2 separate regions of the Mus musculus genome follow, and region 2 is linked to region 1. The links are chromatin loops, found by intact Hi-C in ENCODE. Cell type or tissue: gastrocnemius. All regions are shown on one strand. Each heading gives the region's core, and the rest is flanking DNA. Links, peaks and the distances in the headings are about the cores only.

Evidence for each region. A loop is a pair of places that touch in the nucleus more often than their neighbours do. Peaks named below come from ENCODE experiments on the same cell type or tissue, not always from the same donor. Only the 100,000 strongest peaks of a DNase experiment are listed, where the experiment ranks them.
Region 2: a loop joins it to region 1, with 2.2 times the contacts of the local background. A loop is called at or near these places in 3 of 42 quality-filtered maps.

Annotation. Positions count from the first base shown.
Region 1 is chr5:92,598,528-92,606,864 of GRCm38, reverse strand. It overlaps Stbd1 (starch binding domain 1), which reads right to left and starts at 3,814. Exons shown (of 2, transcript NM_175096.3): 1 at 3,528-3,814; 2 at 286-1,983. The coding sequence starts at 3,756. The coding sequence ends at 1,196. In gastrocnemius, for the core only: a CTCF peak has its summit at 3,334; DNase peaks (open chromatin) are centred at 1,822, 3,372 and 3,804; H3K4me3 peaks cover 3,599 bases; H3K27ac peaks cover 4,624 bases.
Region 2 is chr5:92,651,658-92,659,994 of GRCm38, reverse strand. Ccdc158 (coiled-coil domain containing 158) reads left to right here. Exons shown (of 25, transcript NM_001360018.1): 8 at 202-312; 9 at 2,012-2,126. Among named protein-coding and RNA genes, the nearest start is that of Ccdc158, 19 kb to the left of the region's middle. In gastrocnemius, for the core only: a CTCF peak has its summit at 3,542; a DNase peak (open chromatin) is centred at 3,539; H3K4me3 peaks cover 396 bases.

The sequences.
Region 1 (8,337 bases), core at 108-8,107:
GTCTGGCCCACCCTGTCTGAAAACACCAAGGCCGAGAGTGAATTTTGGGGTTAGCCTGTGCTACAAGAAACTCCGCCTCAAAAAGTCCCTTCTAAGCAAAGTTTTAAAAAATATTTAAGACTTTCTAAAAAAAAAAAAAAAAGCATTTAAAACTCCCTGAGGGAGGGACAAGACTCTCCCTATGGTATCTGCTATAACTTGAGGCTTGCTTTTCTCTTTATGTAAAATATAGCTCCTTTATACCTAGGTTCAAGTGCTAAAATTGAAACAAATGAGACATTGAATAAAGATATTAAAACTCAGTATTTATTTATTCAGTTATAACTTAAAGCTTAATTATTTCTTCTCAGCGCAAAGACATTCTTCAGTATGGTCCTATAGAGAATTTCACTCGCTGGTATGTAAGGAGAGTGAAGAGTTAACAGATGGAAAAGATGCCTCTGGGGCAGCCCATTTGTTGACCCCATGTAGGAATGAGGTGGAGCAGTGAGCAGAGATGGTCCAACCAGGGCACTGTGGGTAAAGGAGGGATGTACCAGACTCAGACCTGTTACTCCCAGTCCTCAAGGAGCCCTTCAAACCACCTCAGCATCTCACACCTCAATCCCTCATGCTCTGCTTCCTGGGTGACCACCTCTGAATAGGCTTTCAGCCACTAAGACAAAGGCGTACTTGCTAATGTCTCGCCTATCCTCAGCAGTTAAAATGGAATAAAAACTAACAGGAAGTCTAGAGTTTCACTCCGATCCTTACTGGTCACAGTTCCGTATGATGTAAACAGTGTTGCTTTAGCTGTGTTTGATGGGGCTTATTGTAGTCTTTCTAGTCTAAGAGCTGCTAAGGGCGCTCTACCTTGTACCCGTGCAGTTGCTTAGTTGCTCCTTGCCCATATGTAGTCCATACCTCAGGTGTACTACCCAAGATGCAACTACCCAGGATGATCAATTCCTCAAGTCCTGATGTGTCAGCACAAACCAGTCAATACAATAAGGGACAAGTGCCAGCTTACAGGAAGCATTATCTGCAGGCATACATCTTCCTACATTTTGGACAAAAGCCACACTAGCAAATCTGAAAGAGCCCTGATGGCTACAATTGGAATCACACCGCCTTTACTTTAAGCTATGCAGTGCGCTCTAAAGCCTTAGCCTTGTCCACATTCTGCTGCAGCCTCTTGGATGCTCTGAAAACTGAGTCAGTGAATCCCCCACCACCCATGAACCACTTTATCCTCATGGCCAGTCTGCAGGAATCTATTGCTGCATTCTTCCCAACGAGTAACTTCCTTATTCTCTACCAACACGAACTTCCACTCCACCACTGTGTCTGCAGGCAGGAAGACAGAATGAGACCAGAGCCCGTCTTTGCAGTAGTGGAGTGGGATGTATGTGTTCCATCTCCCAAGGCTCTCATGGTCTCCAGTCACTGCAATGAACTGCACATCGGTGTTTGTGGTGTAGTGCACCTGGAACTGGATGCTGACCTGTTGAGGTTTCAGAGATGCCACTTTCCCATCTACTTCCCAGCCTCTTCCTCCCACAAGACTGTTTGTGCTGTCGTCCATTCTCTGATTTAGACTTAACCTAGAAGCCTCAAGACTGCCACCCAAACCAACACTCCCCCAAGATGAGTGCCTAGACACCACTTCCCAGTCCTCGTGGCCTGCCTGGTCCTGACTGACTGCTTTAGCTCTGTCCACAAGCAGGCTGCTGGAGGGCAGCTTTGCGGCCACACTGCCAGCTACTTTGACAGCTGTTTCTTGTCCTTTGGGGAGTCTCCATTCTCCTCCATGAGATCCTGGGCTTTGATTTCTTGCCGCTTCAGAGTCGGCCCTGGAGTGTGTGTCTGGAATCTTCCCAACAGGAACAAACTCTCTGGCATTGACCCAGTCTGCTCCAACATTCTGCAGCCGCTGTGCTTCCGGCAGGTTACCAAGATCTTTGCTCTCAGAAATCAAATGTCCGTTGCTTTCTCGAAGATGCTCTAAGAAAGGAAAGGGCAGTAACATTAGGTGGTTCACAAAGGAAGACGCAGAAAACTTTTGCTCTTGTCTTTATTTCTATGTACAGTTCAAGGCTCTGTTTTAAAAAAAGCAAGTACCTATTTGAACATTCCCAACACTGCTCTAAGAGCACACATGTAGAGCCAACGATCAAAAGCACACTTGGGGAGTCTCAGCACACACCATGAGAGAGAATGAAGTGGCAAGTTGCAAAGTCTCCCACAGTCCAGACCATGTTGGCAGGTATCCAAAGTTAAGTCACTTGGCTCCTGTCATTTAAAGAAAAGAAGAAAAAAAAATGCTGTCCAAGGGTTGGGGCAGGAGCTTAGCACAAGGCCCAGCCTCACATGCTGGTGGCTTCTATAGAACAAAGGATTACATGGCTACCCTGCACCTGAGAGTACACCTGAACTCCCTGGCAGTGAATACAAGACGGGCCAGCTCCAGCTAACTGGAAAGCATAGCAGTCAGTGTGAAGAAAACCGAGAACAAGACTGAGTGGAGCTGGGGGGGGGGGGTGTGGTGGGGGTGGGGAGGGCTTGAGGGAAAAGTAATGTCTTCAACAAGCACAAGATTTTCCCATCCCACCCACCCTCCTTAATAAGTACATACAGTTATAAAAACTATTCTTAAAAGTATACTATCCAAGTTCTCTAAAACCCTGGCTTCATTCCTGGCGACCTCTCCTAGAAGCCTGACCGCCCTAAAACCATAAATCAGCAGGGGTTAGGAGAACTCTGCGCTACATGTTTGCCTCTTTTTAATGATGACCTTCAAAGTGAGATGTCAGCAAATATTACTCTGGAGTCCTAATTTTCTGAAGAACCTTTTATCAAAACCCAGCCGTGGGAAAGATTTTCACGTAGTAGCTACAAATGACCACCACTAAAAATAAGTTCTGCCAGGCAGCTGGGCAAAGGGCACAGGAGGTAAGGGTTTGTGCCAGTGCACACTGATTGCCTGATGCAGGGTCTCTAAAATGTAGATTTAAACTTAGGTGACAATTCTCATCAGAGTTCGATTCCCTAGTAGGCCACCACTTGTTCACACGCCAGCACAAAGCCTCAGCTACAGTGGCCTTCATGACCTAAGTCTAAGCTGAATTTTACTTTCCTGAAAAAGCTGCCCAGATAGTAGGAAGTGAGTGTTCATAAGCCCCAGATCTAAGGAGGGGTGTGGTATGTCAGCGACTGGGACTCAGAAGATGTCCCTCTCAGCTTCAGCAGGAACTGAAGAGTTGTGAGATGCCCCCCCCCCCCCAAGCCATCCTCGTACACTGCTCCAAGTGCGGCCAGGCGGAGGAGCCTGTGCCCGCTGAGGCGGCAGAAGCTGGGCGCGGCCTCTGGAGGACCCGCGTGGCCTCTCCAGGACAGGACAACCCCAGAACGCGATGAGGGCTGAAGAAGGTTCAGTCCGAGGTCGGGGAAGGTGGTCCACCAGAACCCACCCGCATGGCTCCAAGTGCCTTTCGTTTCCCCTTCCCCGGAGAACTTCAAAACAACTAGCTCGAGGGGAGGAAGAATACCTGCTTTGGAGACCAGCTCCCGATCGGAAGGTTCAGGGCTCAGGCCGCCACTGCCACCACCACCCGGACCGTCTCCCGGGGCCGCAGCCTCCCCAGGAGGTGCGCCCTTCTGCGGCGGCTCCGCAACCCCGTCTTTCCCCGGGGCCCCAGAGTCTCCCCGCAGCAGCCACAGGATGAGCGCTCCAGCTAGACCCCCGCCGACCAGCAGGGCTGACCAGACGGCGCCCATGGCTGAGAGAGGCTGAGGGAGACTACGAGCCCCAGTGCAGGGCTCCGCTCACCCGAACGGCCACACCCACCCCGCCCGCCCCATCCTTTTAAGGTTCTTGGCCGCCAGCCCAGCCTTCCACGGCCGCCGCGAATTTTCCTGGCCCCGCCTCCCGCCCCGCTCGCCCCGCCCCGCAACCCGGCTCTCGCCCACTCCCATCACCGCTGCCGGCCCTTCCACACCTGGTCCCGCTCCACTTTATCCCACGCCAGAAGAGCCCGGTTACGCACAGCTCCGAGCCAGGAGATGGGCGCCCGGAGCTCTGAGGCCGGAGAAGGCTCTCACTGGACGGTTAGCACAATTAGGGGTGGAGAGAGTAAGGATCGTGGGGAGGGCGCAGGGGCTTAGGGGAAGCTCCAATCCATCCCCAGCTTTCTCAAATCTCTACATAAAGGCCCACCACCTCCGCCAATCTTGTTCGCCTTTACCTCTGGGACCTCCTACACTCTTTTTTTTAAAAAAAGGTTCTAGACTAGCCTAGAAGTCTTTCCGTACCCCAGGCTGCCTCAAACTCGAAATTCTCTCCCGTTTCCAGTGGGGAGTTACAGGCTCTGGCGCTCTCTCTCTCTCTCTCTCTCTCTCTTCCTCTCTCTCTCTCTCTCTTCCTCTCTCTCTCTCTCTCTCTCTTCCTCTCTCTCTCTCTCTCTCTCTTCCTCTCTCTCTCTCTCTTCCTCTCTCTCTCTCTCTCTCTCTCTCTCTCTCTCTCTCTCTCTCTCTCTCTCGCCACGCGTGTTGCTGCACACCCACCCACCCAGCTGAACTGGATGTTGCCCAGACACGGAGCCCCTACAAGTAAATATTAATAAAGCAGCAACCCTTTATCAAAGCATCATATAGTCAAAGTGTTTTGTGTATGAACTTAAATTGGTCCTCACACAACAGAAATCCTGTGAAGGAAGGACCACACTGCTGTGCTGATGTGCACACTACTCAGGGTAAAGAGCCGGGTGTTTTACCTGGAGTCTTTCCTTTAAACACATACATCCTGTTGCTGAGGCCACAGCTGGAAAGTATATGCCTTGCAATTATTGCTAACATGGCTCCCTCTGGGAGGATCAATCACTCAACAGTGCACCTCGCTGGATCACTGAGATCACAAGAGATCACACATCTCCTGAGAGAGACTTCCTGGTGGGTTGCTCCTCTCTTGGCATAGGCTGCAACTGGTAGAGAGGTGGAGAACAGAGCAATACTGACTCCTGTTTTATTATTAAATTATTTAACTTTCAAATAGACTGTTGCTATACCTGTAGATCAGAGCATCACTCAGCCCTCCTCAGAGAAGCTGCTTCCTGCAGTAGAGGGGAACTAGCACAGAGACCCACAACTGGACCGTGTGGAGAGAGAGACTTTGGAGCTTTCAGTCCTAAATGGGATGACTTTTTTAAATTATCCCCTAAAGGCTCAGGGATCTAAGTGGAAGAGGAGGTGGATGGTGGAAGAAGGAAGCCAGGGGTAGTGGATAACTCCACCGAGACAGTGTCTGGCAGATACAACGGGACTCGAAACACTTACGCACTCACAGAGATTGTAACGACTTGAAAAACACCTGCAGAAGCCCAAACCAGAGAGAATCCCAGCACTGAAGGCAGTGGGGGGAGTGAGCACCAAGTCCCACCCCTGACCAAGAAGCCACTTGCAATTGCTGCCTGCTGGAAGGGGAAAATCCATTTTCTCCAATGGAGTCTCACTGGGTATATCAGCCACATTCTAGGAGTAGATGGTTGACACACACAAGCTCCAGGTTTCATTTGGGGATTTGTGTGTGTGTGTATACTTTTTGTTTTGTTTGATTTGGGGGTTTTTTTTTTTTGGTCTTATTAATTTTCTTTTTTTAAGTTTGTGTTTCTATATTCATTTTGGTTTTTGTTTGTTTGTTTGTTTGTTTGTTTTGTTGTTGTTTTTTTGTTTTGTTTTGTTTTTGAGAAGGGGGAGACATGAAGTTGGGTGGGTAAGAAGACAGGGAGGTTCTGGGATGAGCTGAAAGGGAGGAAAGAATATGATCAAAGTATACTTAAGATTAATTTAAAATTTTAAAGAATTTAAGATCCAAGCAAAGAAGTTACATAGATAGTCAGAAAAATGTAGATGACAGAGAGGTAGAAGAGGAGAGACACACAGATAATATAGAGAAGCATAATAAGAAGAGAAAGGATGGGTTGGAGAGATGGCTCAGCAGTTAAGAGCACCGACTGCTCTTCCAGAGGTCCCAACTTCAATTCCCAGCAACCACACGGTGGCTCACAACCATCTGTAATGGTGTCTGTCTTCTGGTGTGTCTGAAGAGTGTAATGGTGGTATACTCATATGTATAAAATAAATGAATAAATAAATCTTTTTTTTAATTTATATTTTTGTTTTTCAAGACAGGGTTTCTCTGTAGCCCTGGCTGTCCTGGAACTCACTTTGTAGACCAGGCTGGCCTCGAACTCAGAAATCTGCCTGCCTCTGCCTCCCAAGTACTGGAATTAAAGGCGTGCACCACCATGCCCAGCATAAATAAATCTTTAAAAAAAAAAAAAAAAAGAAGAGGAGAAAGGATGAGCTACCTGACAAACACATCCAATCAAACTCACTCAGGTGAAGACATCACTACAGCTATACTGAGTCACAAGCCCCTACATGATGCCTGTCTTCAAACTAGAGGCTAATAGAGCCAACTGCAACCATGTCAGACCTTCATGGAAGACTGCCCAATGACCCTGCATCTCACAGCAAAAGCCTGCCCTCCTGACCTCTCGGCCCCGCCCTCGCTGGCTCTTTCCATCCACAGTGGCTTTCTTAACTTATACAGATCCCCACGTGCCTTGCAAGCACTACAGACATAGAACGTGGTATGATCTTTGTCAACTCTATTTCATGTCTTTAATTAGAGATCTAACGGTGAACTTGGGTTCACCATATACAGTTTGGAATATCCAAACCATAGCGCATACCTTCCATTATAATCCAGTGAGCATAAACCCATGGTTTCCTTGAGTTCTGTGAATTCATGATTCCCAAAAAGAAGATAGGTAGGTGGATAGTCAGAAAGATATAGATGAAAGAAAATTAGAATGATGTTTCCTTGAATTCTAGCAAATCATGAAACCCAAGGAAATGGTTGTTGGATCCTGGAAGTTCATCAGCCAATAGAAGCAGAAAACTCATGAACTTGCGATTGATTGTTGAAATGGGGAGAATCTTAAACTGAGTTCTTTAACGTATGAGATCAAAACTGACTCGGGGTAGAGTGTCAGAACTGTGTTAAAAGGGAGGACATCGAGTTGATATCCTGTGAATTTAAGAATTGCTTAGTGTGCAAAACCTCTCCCTACTTACCAGCTCTCTCCCTGGAGAGAGGTGTTTAAGAGTGGGACAGAGTAAACCTCCCTTTCCACCACCCTCTGTGTTATTGGTTTCAGTGTCTGTACCCTGTTCGAACCTCATCTGAGTACCTCCGTCTATTTAGGCTCCACTGCACTCTGCAACTCTTCTTGGCTTAACCCTGCTCAAAGTCTTCCCTAAAGCTTGGCAGTGCTCCCCGCGGCTCAGAATTCCACTCAGAGCCTCCCCAGACCCCAGGGCCCAGAGGCTCTGGCTATACCAAATCCTGGTGGTGCCTAAACCGTGTTCACATTTCAACACATAACCTTTTAGAAGTATGTGAATTTGGATGCATGACATCATGGTTGCCTTCCGGGAATATTCCAGCATAGCAGACGAGCTGCTGGTTCCAACTCCTCTCTCTCCAAGCCCTGGCTCTCTGGGAATGTACCACAGCACCTGTGCGTTTCTGTCAAACTCTGCGCCTGTGTCTCCCTCCACATGACATTCTCCACAGGCAAACACCCTCTCTGCAGATCGGTCACGTTGGCGCCTCCCGGCCTCGGGTTTCATAGAGACATTTTCTAACTGCAACTGTTTGCAAACCTCTGACTCATCTTGGCACCTGGACGGACTCCAGGCTGAGCTACTTGGTAATGATGAAACCTTTAGAAATGGAGAATCTGCATTTCCCTGATGATTAAGGATGTTGAACATTTTTTCAGGTGCTTCTCAGCCATTCGGTATTCCTCAGGTGAGAATTCTTTGTTCAGCTCTGAGCCCCATTTTTAATGGGGTTATTTGATTTTCTGGAGTCCACCTTCTTGAGTTCTTTACATCCTTAATCATCAGGGAAATGCAAATCAAAACAACCCTGAGATTCCACCTCACTCCAGTCAGAATGGCTAAGATCAAAAATTCAGGTGACAGCAGATGCTGGCGAGGATATGGAGAAAGAAGAACACTCCTCCATTGTTGGTGGGATTGCAAGCTTGTACAACCACTCTGGAAATCAGTCTGGTGGTTCCTCAGAAAATTGGACATAGTACTACCGGAGGATCCCGCAATACCTCTCCTGGGCATATATCCAGAAGATGTCCCAACCGGTAAGAAGGACACATGCTCCACTATGTTCATAGCAGCCTTATTTATAATAGCCAGAAGCTGGAAAGAACCCAGATGCCCCTCAACAGAGGAATGGATACAGAAAATGTGGTACATTTACACAATGGAATA
Region 2 (8,337 bases), core at 287-8,286, 53 kb before region 1:
TCTAACAAGGCCACACCTCCTAATAGTTCCACTCTCTGGGCCAAGCAAACAAACCACCACACTGTCTCAAACAGATGAAAGAGTAGCATGTGTAAAACTGGAACAAATACTAAGTCTGAAGGTGTTGCAAGCATTAACTTGAGATAAGTCATAGGTGAGAAGAGCTTCCTATATTCTAACAGTCACTTTGTTCTTGCTTAGGATTGAGCAGCTGATCAGTGAACATGAAGTTGAGATAACAGGACTTACGGAGAAAGCCAGCAGTGCTCGAAGCCAAGCCAACAGTGTCCAGAGTCAGCTGGAAATCATTCAGTATGTGTGTACTAGTAGTTTGAAATTGATTCCATTTATTGTAACATAAAAGCTATTATTTTAAACTGGAGATTTGGCTCAGCCATCAGTAGCACTTGTTGCTCTTGCAGCAGACCTGGGTTTGAGTTCCAGAACTCACCTGGCAGCTCATTACTGTTATCTGTGATTGTAGTCTTGCAAGGGGAAGGGGTGTCCCTGCAGGTTTTATTGCTGATAGGGAAATGATCCAGGGGAGGGAAGAGTGAAAGTTGGTTCAGTCTAACTTAGGTAGCTGGTGCTGGGCCAAACCTCAAAGGTCAGATGCCGGTTGGTTTATTTTAGTCATCTATAAGCACAGCAAAACTTTGGGAAAAAAATTCTGATAATTATCTCAGTCCCATGAGTATAGCAGAGATTAAGACATGTTTACATTGAAATTCTTTTCAAAGTACAAAGATGGGTACTATTGATGTAGAGATAGTGGCCAAGATTTAGGGTCTGGGGAGAATGACTAAGGAAAATACGTCTGTGAGTGTCAGCTTTGGCCTGGCCCTAAGGTAACATAGCAGTCACTTAGGCTTCTGTAAAGTACAAGTGGCATCTCTCATAAGGATGGGTTTTGTGGTCCAGAAGCAATGCTCAAGATTTAGGAGGAAAGGGGCTGGGATAAGCAAAAGATAAATTCTGAGGGATATGGGTGGAGCCCGATAGCAAAGTATCACCAGGTTGGAAAGTACACTCTTCCCAGCATTCCAGGCGAACAGGTAAGCATCCTCTTTCTTTGAAGAGACAGGCCTGCAGCTATTATTCTAGTATGCTGTCCTAATACCTTTTTGAAGTTGCTTAGTAATTTCCATGTAAAAGTGATAAAACTTCTGTAACACGCTTTTGTGTCACTATGTATGAATCCTGGGATTTGCTGAGTTCATATTTAAAATGATAGGACAAAGTGTGTGTGTGTGTGTATATATATACACACATATATGTATAATTATGTGTGCATCTATGAACAAAGTTATACATAGGTATATATGTCCAAGTATATACATAAAATATATGTGCATAAGAAATTTTATAATTTGAACTAATGCAAAAAACTATGCATAGCCCTTTTATTTTAAAGGTCTACTGTGTTTATATGAGTATGTATACCTGTGTGTGCACATACAAGGACCTATGTGCATGTGGGGACCATAAAGAGCATCTGAGTTCTGAGAGCTGTAGTTCTAGGTATTTTCAGAATGTACAGCATGTTACGTAGGTGCTGGGGTCGTAAATCTTCTCCTCATGATTTCATAGTTAACACTCATAATCACTGAGCCATCTCTCTAACCTCCAGTGCTGATATTTTTAATCATATTGCAGAAGTAGAGAATAATGTAATGAACACACACATATATGTGTATATATATGCATATATGTATATGTATACATACACACACACACACACAGACACCATGAGCTTTGGCAAGTAACTTGTTTTAGGTGCTTGGAATTTAACAGAATTTTACATGCAGCACACCTAACTTATATCTCTAAGCATTGTCCTCAACCCTGAGCTGTAACTCAGAAGAAACAAGTTTGTATAATGAAAGACTGTTGTTCTAATGACTCCATATAAAGTCATTACTGGTAGTATCTAAGAGATGTGAGGGCCCATAGGGTACCATGCATATTCTTAACTTGATATCTGCTTTTCTGCCCATTCAACACTTTTTAGAGAACAGGCAAGGAACCAGAACTCCATGTATATGCGCCAGCTCAGTGACTTAGAGTCTACTGTTTCTCAGCTGCGTTCTGAACTGAGGGAGTCCAAAAGGATGTATGAAGATAAGGTCAGTTTAAACATCACTTCCAAGGGCTGTTTTTTTGCACATTGAATCATTTTTAATAGTTTGTTTGAAAATGAACAATCAATAATTTCTAACTAAAGGAATATTTTTAAAATCAGTGTTAGTTGGTAAACAAACATGCTAAATTATATGTTAACTTATAAACTTTTATTTAAGTTGATGTTTAAATTCATTATAAAGTGATTGAGAAATATTTTTCAGGTAATTTCTAGATAATAAATTGAGTAGCACAGAGTGTAGGGACAACACTACTCCTGCATGCCTGAAGCTCTAGATTAATCCTCACTACCACAAAATTGAGTTAAAAGTAAAGAATAGAACTATGCCATTTATCTTTTGCTAAGGCTTGGCTTGGCAAGTGTGGCCAGCTGTCTGTGTCTCCCACCAATGCTTTGGGGGCTTAATTCATCCCTTCAACTTCTAGTCATTTTTGTGTCTAGAAAACTAAACTTTAAGATTACTCAAAATAATAAAGTAAAAATTAGGAAACTCAGTCTTCCTATTTCATCATATAATTTCTCTTTAAAAGCAGATAATAATATTTTGCAGGAGGTGAGTCTGGAGAGATGGCTCAGCAGTCAAGATTGTGTACTGCTTTTACAGAGAGACCTGAGTTCAGTTACTGCCACCCACAGCATATGGTTCCCAGTCCCTGGAGCCCACAGCTCCAGCTCCAGGATGCCCACCATCTCCATGATTCCATATTATTATCAACCATTTATTCAGAGCTTAGATTTTTGTTAATTTCAACCATTTGAAAACAGTGAAATTCCTAAAACTAGAAAAACAAGAGTTGCCTTTCAGAGGAGGTCATGTTCTGCATCCCTGAGAAGGGTGTTGATGTTTGCCTTAAGTGGTTGCGTTCCACTTACTGTACAGTGTCTTACTTTGTGAATGTTTGGAAGATGAGTTCACTTAGGTTATCATAGAGCAGTAGTTCTCACCCTTTGGGATCTGCTCACCCTTTCACAGAGGTGGCATTTCAGATATCCTGCATATCAGATATTTATATTATGATTCATAACAGTAGCAAAATTACAGTTATGAAATAGCAATGAAATAATTTTATGGTTGGGTCACCACAACATGAAGAACTGTATTAAAGGGTCACAGCATCAGGACGGGGAACCCCTGCTTTAGAGAGCCTTGCAGAGATAACTCAGGTACAGTTTTTCCTATACCTTAGTTATTTATTTTAGGGTGGTCATTTAGAATAGAGGGTAATGCAGCTACCACCCCTTTCATAAATGACAACCATCCTGTTAGCTGCAATAGAGGAAGCTGGTCTCTGTGCTGGCAGACTTAATGGACAGACAGTGCAGCACTGTCTTCCACACATTGACTTACTGTCTTGTGCACAGCACAGCTTAGCTTCCACTGCCATTCCAGTGATGACCACAGGGAGGTGCTGTCTTCCTTGGCTCAATGATGTACATTAGATGTCTACCTTTAACTCTGTAGCAAGAGGAGGAAATTTTCACACGGTTTTATCAAAGTCAGCAGAGGAAATTAACAGGAACTGTATACTCTCACCCCAGCCATGTCTTGCAAACATCTTGATCACTACTCACAGGAAGGGAGTCCATGCAGTAAGAGAAGAAAGCCATTTACCTCTATTAAATGTCAGGTGGTATTCTCTCTCTTCAGATGTTGAGTTGAAGATCATTAAACTGATTTTATGATTAACTAGGGGTTGTAGTTTGAATAGCATCCATCCTTTTTAAATCTCTATGTATAGCTTCTAGTCTCGGGGCAAGATAATTTTAATTACTACTACCTCAAAGCATCCCTCGGGACCCAACTCAATAAAGCCAAGAGAAGCTCACTTTTGCCTTCTAGTTTCTTTTCTCAGGACAAACCTTTGTGTTGATGGCGATTGTCCACTCCCTGTAGACAAAGCACTCTATACAAAGGGCATGACCCTCCCTTCAGAAGCCAGAGCAGAAGGGTGGTCATGGTCTCAATAAAGCATGGCTAGGAGGATGTCACATGATAATCTGACAGACAGAGGAGCACCATTGTATTATAGTCCAGTAAAAAGGTGCTATTATTTTTAAAGTGTTATTCTTGACTATCCAAACCATTCTGAAAAGACAGATATTTACTGACATAAGACTCCGAAAAGTCACAAACTACTAAATCAAGCTCAATTCGCCTATGTTTTCTTATGTCATTTGTAATTACTATGGTTCTTCATTATATTGTAGCTTGAAAAAATGATCTCTTCATAAGCTTCATCCAGTTTGCTTATTTATCTTGTCTAATATATCATGTTGACATATTAGGACTATTGTCCTAATGTGTTCTAATGTAAATAATTGATCACCAATACTTTTTTGTTTGTTTGTTTGTTTGGTTGGTTTGTTTTGTTTTTTCGAGTCAGAGTTTCTCTGTGTAGCCCTGGCTGTCCTGAAACTCACTTTGTAGACCAGGATGGCCTTAAACTCAGAAATCCACCTGCCTCTGCCTCCCGAGTGCTGGGATTAAAGGCGTGCGCCACCACGCCCAGCTCTCACCAAGACTTTTGATAATCTTCTTTTAAGTATTTATTTATTTAATGTATATGAATGCTTTATCTGCATGTACACCTGCATGCCAGAAGAGGACATCAGATCACATTATAGATGGTTTTGAGCTACCAGTTGGTTGCTGGCAATTGAACTCTGGAAGAACAGTCAGTGCTCTTAACCACTGGGTCATGTCTCCAGCCCTGACTTCTGACAGTCTTAAGTAGTAAACACTTACTAAGGAGGATAGCCAGCACATGGGATGCTGATTTAGGAAGCTCGCACATTCAAGGCCTGCCTGAGCTACATCTTAAGGCCCCATCTCAAAAAAGGGGCTTCTAGGTTTAATCAGATCCTTGAAGTGTTGATAAAATACATCATTAACTGAAGGGATTCGAACCTGCTGACGGATAACTAGGCTCTCCTGGAGAAGCAACTCCTGCTGCCTGCTTGGTGTAACTGAGCAACAAAGATCAGGCATGTTACAATGAGGATTTGATTTGGAGGAACACAAAATATCATACTATGAAGTGGTTTTGTTAGGAAGACTTGGAAGCAGGATTTAAAAAGCATATTCTTGTGCACAGTTTGTTTAATTTTCGTATATTGTGACTTCATGTTGTTAAAATCTTAAGATACATGGTCTCCTTTGGTGTTTCAGTACAGATTTTAGTATATAATGTTCAAACACCAAGAGAAAAAAAGCAAAGAAAATAATGCAGAAAGGTTAAGGATAGAGCTCAGTTGGGGGAGTGCCTGCTTAGCATTCTTAGTTCTGAGTGGACCCCCAGAACATAGCTAACATGGTGTGCTAGAGCACACCTAACACGGTAGCACATGCTTGACATGCCAGTGACTGGGCAGTAGGAGCAGGGTCATGAGAGGTTCACGGTTGTCCTTGGCTACATGAGGAGTTTAAGACCGCCTGAGGTACCTGAGACTGCCTTAAAAACAAGATGTTTTTGATAAGCCTGAACAAAACTTTTCTACCTAGAATGTGGAAATTCAGAGAAAAGCTGTTACAAAGAATAATTTTTTTCAGGTTAACAAGTATTTCATATTGGTGAAAACAGACATTCTATATCTAGGAAAATTTTAGATGTAGCCTTTTTAAAAGCTGACAAAAGTGTTTTACTATAATGCTGTCTTCTATTCTTTTCTTTCCGTTTAGGAGCCTCCAGAATTCCCCTTTACGAATCTGGACCAGTAGAAGCTGTCACTATTGACTCTGTAGATTTGGCTTTACTTTTAACTTTCGCTTTTTGACAACAACAACAACAAAAGCATAGCACTATCTTTCTAAGTTCATCCTGTGTTGACAGTAGTTGGTGCTGGATTGCCTAGTCCATAGTGAAGATGGAGCAGCACTGTCTGGAGCTGTCCACTGTGCTAGCAGAGCGTATAACGGCTTCAGAGTTCTGTGCAGCTTCAAGCTGAAGCACAGAATCAGAGCGAAAGAAAGCACACTCATAAAAACAAAAAATAAAGCATAGCTGTAATATGATTTGATGTGATTGGCCGATACTCCTAAAATCAGTGAAATTTGAATAGAAATCTTGTACTAATTTGTACTGATCCAACCCAAAAAGTCTGTTCATGGATGGTGAAAAGGGAAAACCAGGCAAGAAAGGAGGAGGAAGCTTGTCTGTCTGTCTGTCTCTCCCGTGTCCGTGCTTCTGCACATTCTGAAGGCTTTTCTTGGCAGTTTTGTCTTACAGCTGTTTGTATCAGCTCGGCTGCGACTCCACTGGTTTTCCCTTTCACTGTCCATCCGTGTGTGCGAGCGATGGATTAATGCACACACCGTGCATACAGGCGTGTGTGCTCTAAAAAGTGAAAGGTAAAAGCAGAGCTTAGCAGCCGAGTCAGTACTGACAGCTACAGAGCCAGGTCCCTGCCTGCCAGCCGGGGGGTGGGGAGGGGGGTGCTTTGCCGGAGGACGGGAGGGGAGGACAGGCGACGGGCAGGTGGGTGCCAGAAAGTGTGCCCTCCCCTTCCCCTCCCCCTCTCCCTCCTATCTCTCTAGTTTTGGCCTCCTGTTATTGTCAAGTTTGATATTGTGAAAGAGCCACCCCAATTTTGATTTTTCTTTTTGCAGTAAAGACAGAGCTATTTTGAAAGAACATATACAAATAACCCTTTGCTCAAGGAGCGAAGGTTTGCACCCAGCTAGGAGAGTGGTGATTCAGACTAAAGACTTTTGTTCAACTTAGGGCCCAACGTAGAGGACGTATAGAATCCAGTCTAATCTTTTTTTGATACTTTTCTTATAAGTCATGAAAAACTTAAATAATAAGAAAAAATATTTTTAAAAAGTAAAGGTACACAATTGGAGGGAACATGAGAGACCATGTAGAACATCTTTAAAAATTGTACCTCAGCAAAGTGGAGGCATGGTGGTATGTGACCAGAGCCCAGCACAGTCTCCCTGAGCCTGCCAGCCCACAGAATTGCTGTGACGCAGTAAGATGTTGCGGCTCCTACTCCCTCCTGAGTGTGCTCACTCAGGCTTTCTTCTCAGACTGAATTGACAAGGCCACCTCGGCTGATGATTCATTTGCTCAGAAGCCACGTAGGTTAGAGGTTACACTCCCATCTTTCTCTGTATCTGCCCTCAGATGGGGCATACGAATCAAAGTTTTCTCACTGGTGTGGGTATTGGTTGTTTTGTTTGTTTTGTTTGTTTGTTTGTTTGTTTGTTTGTTTGTTTTAGTACTAGGGGTTGAATCTAACAGGCACTCTTCCACTGAGCTGTATCTCAGGTTAAAGATACTTCTTAAGCTAGGTATAGCAGAACAAGCCAGTAATCAATTAATTCTTGTGAAATTGTTTATAAAATGCATCTTACAATCAAATACAATCTATAACCTAATATTTCATGTGTACTTAATACTTGTGAGAATGCATTGTAGCGTTATAAAGCATAATCAGTCAGAGCTTTGTGCTTTATGTACTTAACCCTCATGGAATATTTTTAATATATAACATAATCACTCAAAGCCAACTTAAACATATATTCAGTGTAAATGTCAAAATTTATGTTCTAAGTTCTATAGGCTGATACTACATTATAGACAAATGCATAACTGTATGATATTTCTATATTAGCTCTTAGATTACTTATGTATCCATGTAAATGGATATAGAAGCCCTACACGTGTATGCTTTCTTGTCAAGGAGATAGGTATATATGTGTATGTGTATATGTGTAATGTCATTATTGACTATATATTGGTTTAATAAATGAACATTTTAAATGAATCTGTTTCAAGTAAAAATAAAAAGTTATTAAGAAAAAATTTGTCTTGGTCATGTTTTCCAGTTAAGAAAGTTTGATCACATCCAAACTGTTTTACTCTTGACACAAATTTTCAAGCCTATTTAATAGCCTTAGGAATAGGAAGAAATGTGCAGTATTTATGCCAGTATGAAACCTTTTTGAATTCTAGAAAGTAGATGATTATTTTTTAAATAGTTGTAACTATGGTGAGGTTCATTGCATAACACTAAGTATTAACATGTTCTTATGAAATGGTTCATTATCTAATTCTTCATATTGTGTGGCTCCGCTCAGATCAAAACCCATAGTCTCCGTAGTCTGGGATCTCCACTCTGTGTTGAAGGCTGTAGGAACATTTGCGGTCCTGAAGGCAATGCCCTCCTGTAGACCTGCGAAGTGCTGAGTT